Regions from separate parts of the Homo sapiens genome. Here region 1 is linked to region 2. A link is a loop called in an ENCODE intact Hi-C map of the cell type or tissue named here. Cell type or tissue: PC-9. All regions are shown on one strand. Each heading gives the region's core, and the rest is flanking DNA. Links, peaks and the distances in the headings are about the cores only.

What was found. A loop is a pair of places that touch in the nucleus more often than their neighbours do. Peaks named below come from ENCODE experiments on the same cell type or tissue, not always from the same donor. Only the 100,000 strongest peaks of a DNase experiment are listed, where the experiment ranks them.
Region 1: it touches region 2 in a loop (13-fold over the local background); 5 of 110 quality-filtered maps call a loop at or near these places.

What each region holds. Positions count from the first base shown.
Region 1 is chr3:4,288,990-4,291,807 of GRCh38, forward strand. It overlaps a transcript of SUMF1 not described here. Among named protein-coding and RNA genes, the nearest start is that of SETMAR, 13 kb to the right of the region's middle. In PC-9, for the core only: CTCF peaks have their summits at 1,492 and 1,693; no DNase peak of the experiment used is centred there.
Region 2 is chr3:4,632,233-4,635,050 of GRCh38, forward strand. All of the region lies in intron 5 of ITPR1 (inositol 1,4,5-trisphosphate receptor type 1), which reads left to right. Among named protein-coding and RNA genes, the nearest start is that of EGOT, 120 kb to the right of the region's middle. In PC-9, for the core only: a CTCF peak has its summit at 1,325 (motif pointing left); a DNase peak (open chromatin) is centred at 1,329.

The DNA.
Region 1 (2,818 bases), core at 21-2,520, 340 kb before region 2:
TCCATCTCTTTATTCATTATCACACAACCTTTTCTGCTACAGTACATAGCATAATTTGCTCCTGGTGGGCAGTAATGCCATCACATTCAGAGTGAGGGCTATTTTAAACCCTATCCCAGCCAAACCAGAACTGAACAACACTGAAAGCAACTACGAGGTTTCGGGAAAATGGGGAAGATAGTGACAGAAAGGAAGCCTGAGAAACTCAGACTGGAGGTGAAAGAGCAGCTGGAGGCCAAGATAGTCCCACTTGGGGAGGAGCAAGAATCCAAGGATCTCCTCCTTCTCTTAGCACTTACAAAGCTGACTCCAAAATAAATCCTGTATTTCCTGCTCAGTTAAATCTCCAGGACAATCCTATGAGACTGGCATTATCAACCTCATTTTATGGGTGAGGAAAGAGGCTCCAAAGAGCAAGGAACCGCACTGGGCCAGTGTGGTGTAAATCGGTCACACATAGACTGTCTGTTGAAGGGTGTTCTTACATTACTACACTAGCAATTAGAGACCTAAAATAAGATAGGAAGCTCTATGAGTCAGAGCTTAAGCCCTTGCCTTCAAGCAAGTATATATCTTAATTATATCAATTCTGTTCTTATAGATTTCCTACAAGGAACCCCCTCCATACTCACCCTCCATCACCCATTACAGTACTCTTTTCCTTTTGTCAACTGGATCTACCTTCTCTTAATTTAAACCCATTTTCTTTGTTGCTATCATCCAGAAGGGGTAAAGCATCTGGTTGTAGGGTTTCTAGCTAGAGCACTCTGTAAACTAAACGACCATTTAAAATAGCACCTAGCACAATGGCCAACACACAGTTGGTACTTAATAAACACGCTGAATAACTACATGAACAAATGCTAAAAATAAACCTTTCTTTATTATGAATGACTCTAGCATCAAATAAATTGTGTTATCAACAAAAACAACAAAACATTTCAAAACGTCTTCCATAATTGATTAAGTTGCATTTTTGCAACTATTGGCAGATCTAGATATGAGATCCAGGTATAAGGCATAATAGGCAAATCACACATGGCATAATGAGTGGCACACTGTAGCCATTCAATCTGGTGAATGAATTTAAATTATGCTGGGTTGGTTTTTTAATCACAATGAAACTTAAAAGACATACCCAATTTTTAACTCTCAGACAAATAAAACACATTCCCAAGTTTAGCATCTTTAGACAGTATTTTCCATCTTTTGTCAAACATATTCACTCAGTCATTTTACAACTGCCTATGTACTCGTTATAACTTGAACATAAATTTCTCTTAGATTGTGTAAATGTGAGTCTAAACAAATCACAGCAAAGGAAAACGTTTATCTGAATTTTCTCATCACAATTTGCTACAAACATTTTTTAACTCTTTCCTCATTTTCAACAGAGTAAAAACTTCTTGTCCAGTTTATGCAAAATGGGTATTTTATCATTTGTAATTAAATGGACAAAAGGATAGGGTTATCACACCACCTTGTGGACCGTAAGGGTATTGCTGCTACAGAGCCAAAGCACATTTTAAGAACGAGAAGGTAACATGGAACATCAGCTGTTCATGCTTTTCCCTTCCCCTCCAGGTCTTCTGCCCCAAATCTACATCTTCAAATACTACCCGCTCCTCAAAATACAGTTTAAATGTCCCCCTCATAGAACCTTCTAAATCAAACTTATCTCTTCTCTAAATTTCCATGCTGCCTTATCTGGTTCTTCTTATTTTCTACTTCATATTGTATAGTCTTATCTCCCCTGCTAGACTGTAGGTATTTTGAGGATATGTGGACAGTCACCTTCAGACGTGTACTGAAGCCAGTTCATACCTACTCTCATCAATAGCTTAACATTCAGAAAGCTTGCAAGCTGGTTGTTAAAGTGTTGGTAGCTTGAAATTAGCCATGGTAGGTGCATTTACAAAATGGAAGTCAGGAAAAAAAACAACTGTAAATCCGAACACTTGTAAAACTTTGTTGACCAACTTTAACTTCTTCATATCTCATTGTCTCTACAGTAATATGTAGTGAGGAGAGGTAGTGATACTGCCTACCTCACAGGACTCTTTTAAGGATAAAAGAACCCACATAAAATGTTTTGTCTAATGTCGGGCACATAGTATGTGTCCGCCAAATATTATAATAACTATTCCCGATAACTCTATCATGGTGCACTGCAAGTAGCAGATCCTCAAAACATTCAATTGTTAAATGACAATCAAGAATTTCAATGAGAAATTTTCAGATATGTTAACACTGATGGTAGTCCCAGCTTAACAATAGGCCAGATCATTATAGGAGACATAAACTCTTTAATTATAAATAATCCAGATATTTTCGCTTGCCCTGACTCCCATCTTATTCCTGCTTGAAATCCATCTCTCTCTCCCCCTCATCTCTGCTCTCTCTCCTTGTCTCCTGCATTTCTCTTCCATTTTTACTCACTCTAAAGTGCCTTCCTCTCTCCTTCTTTTTACCACTTTATTTCATAATGCAAAATAAATAATTTATGCCTCACTTTGTTCCAGAAAAGGTTTGCAGTGAATAATAGATAACTTGGTTTCATGTTTAGTGAATAAGGATTTTATACTTCTCCAAGGGAAGGAATTGAAGTCGCTTTTTACCACTTCTATCAGTGATTCCATGATCCTGTTTGATTGGTCCTTGGCAGAAAATGGGTTCTTTATATAGACCTTTGGGGAAAGACGAAATTAAGTTTCCAAGTGCAAAGTGGAAAACTAAATTGCCATGAATTCCAAATACTTTCCAACAGGGAAGCAAAAAAATGTCCTTATCTTTTAGGGTTGATGTGGGCCACATTTCC
Region 2 (2,818 bases), core at 296-2,795:
TCTTTCTGGAGGGTCTATGTGTCTTTAGTTGTCCTCACTTTGCTTTTCTGGTATAAAGATCATTTTGTTCAGTGAGATCTTATTAATACATCTCCAACTCTTTCCTCTCCTATACTTTTTACCACAGGGGTTGTAAATTCAGATTCCTCTTGGCCATACGGGAAATCAACAGGAATAAAGTGGGCTTGGTGGGTAGTGTTGCCAAGTGGAGAGTCCCATGGGTGGGTCTGGAGGGGCAGCTCTACTTCCCTACTGTCACTGCTTGGGAATGTGGGCTGAGAGCTGCTGCCACGTCTTCCACTTTTTAAGAGAAGATAAAAATCCATGCTTTTAGTGTAGTATCTCAATTTTAAAAAGATGTTGGGAACTAATTCAATTAAGGCTTGAAATATACACTCAACACCAAAAGAAATGGCTCAGGCTGGATGTGGTTCTTCAGCCCCATTTGCAACCTGTGCTCTATATGTTATGTTTCATCAGCAAGTCCTTTCGACACTCCTTCCTATGAATGAACTGTGAAGAAAACAGCATGGTTGAAAAAAGTTCAATCATAAGGTGATCAAAAATGGTCAACTCCTTATTAAAAAGAAAAAAGAGAAAAACAGAAATCTCTCTCATGCTGTTTATGTTTTTAAAAAATAAAAAAGGAAGCCAGTTCTTTTCCCTGATTTAAGATTACTGATGTGACTTTCAGGTCTTTTTTTTTTTTTTTTTTTTTTTTTTTTGAGATGGGGTCTTGCTCTATTGCCAGGCTGGAGTGTAGTGGCACGATCTCAGCTCACTGCAACCTCCACCTCCCGGGTTCAAGCGATTTCCCTGCCTTAGCGTCCTGAGTAGCTGGGACTTCAGGGGTGCGTCACCACGCCCGGCTAATTGTTTGTATTTAGTAGAGACGAGGTTTCACCATTTTGGCCAGGATGGTCTCGATCTCCTGAACTCATGATCCACCTGCCTTGGCCTGCCAAAGTGCTGACATTACAGGCATGAGCCACTGGGCCCGGCCTCAGGTCTTGAATGTTGACTTTGTGCTTCACTTTCTGCAGTTCCTACTTTCCTACTTAGCTGGAACTTTTCCCCCTAGTGTCTTAAAGTTATCTACATATTTCATTCAATTTACATTCCCACCAGCCAATACGATGTTGTATTTTGGACAGCCACTTTGCCTTTGGAACTGATGGCCAGTCTCCAGTGGGTTTTCATTTTTATTTTTCTCAACTACTATGCAGCACCCCAATCAGAAGTCAGACTATTTTAAATTAATGCCATTTAAGGAATTAGTTGTCTAGACCACTTGACTTCCTTTTGACTAGGATGAGCAACATCAACAGCACTTTGAAGGAGAGTGACATCTAGTGGCTGGATACTGTCTATGCTTTTTCCTTCTGCAGGAATAACTGGATTTTGACTCTCTTGGTCATGTTTTCCTAAGGGTCTCTTGACAAAATGAGCTTCTTCCCATCCGCAAATCACATAAATTTCTTCTAAAGGCCATTACTACTGTTTTCTGACAGCAGCATAGCTGTTACCTTGAAACAAGCACCTACATTGTTTTGTTCTGAGAAATGATTACTTAAGTCACAGCTTTGACCAGCTAGGAAGAGCTAGAGGAGTGACAGGTCCTTATTGTCTGGGTACTACATTGCTTGTTTTTAGAAGCCTTGCTTCAATATCGCATTACATGATTCAGAGCTTGTTGACTTTAACAAAATAACCTTTCCTTACTGTTTCAGTCACCTTTCTATTGTCATTCGATAATAGTTTCTCTGTTGCTGAAATAAAATAACAGGTGGCTATGATGGGGCAGACCTTGATGTTGCTTAGGGAACATGGTGAATAATAGTGGTGGAACCATTTCATAGAGTGTTTTTTTTCCCCTTAGAAATTAAAAACAGCCCGCAACCCATTATTCAAGGGAAAAGAGTAATAGATATTTAAATTATCAGGATTTTAAAGTAATGAAAAGGTAACACATTTAAGATGCCTTTTTCTTTTTTTTTTGAGACAGTCTCACCACTCTATCACCCACGCTGGTGTGCAGTGACATGTTCCCGGCTCACTGCAGCCTCAGCCTCCTGAGCTTAAGTGATCCTCCCACCTCCCTGCCCAGTAGCTGGGACCACAGGCACACACCACCATGCCTGGCTAATTTTTGTATTTTTTGAAGAGTTGGGGTTTTGCCACATTGCCCAGGCTGGTCTTGAACTCCTGAGCTGAAGCAATCCACCCACCTCGGCCTCCCAAAGTGCCAGGATTACAGACATGAGCCATGGCATGACTTTAAAAAATTCAGAGTACCTGACACAGAGACATGATGAAGGTGTTTTTGAAGAAACTACACACTTGTATTTTAGGAGGAGTATTCCAAAATCTGTGAGTAGGAAAAGCAAAAAAATATTAATTGATGTGATTCGTAAATTGTGTTCCTCAAAGATAACCTTGGGTTTTATTTTGATGTTTTCCCTACTCTCCTACCCCCTATTCTGTTCCTGTGTCTCCACATTTTAAAGTATCAACAGGAGTGTGCTATTCACTTCCCTTTCTTGTTGCCCAGGCTGGAGTACAGTGGTGCGATCTTGGCTCACTGCAACCTCCACCTCCTGGGTTCAAGTGATTCTCCTGCCTCAGCTTCCTGAGTAGCTGGGATTACAGGCATGCACCACCACACCTGGCTAATTTTTGGGGGTATTTTTAGTAGAAACGGGGTTTGGCCATGTTGGCCAGGCTGGTGTTGAACCCCTGACTTCAGGTGATCTGCCCGCCTCAGCCTTCCAAAGTGCTAGGATTACAGGCGTGAGCCACCGTACCTGGCCTCTATCCT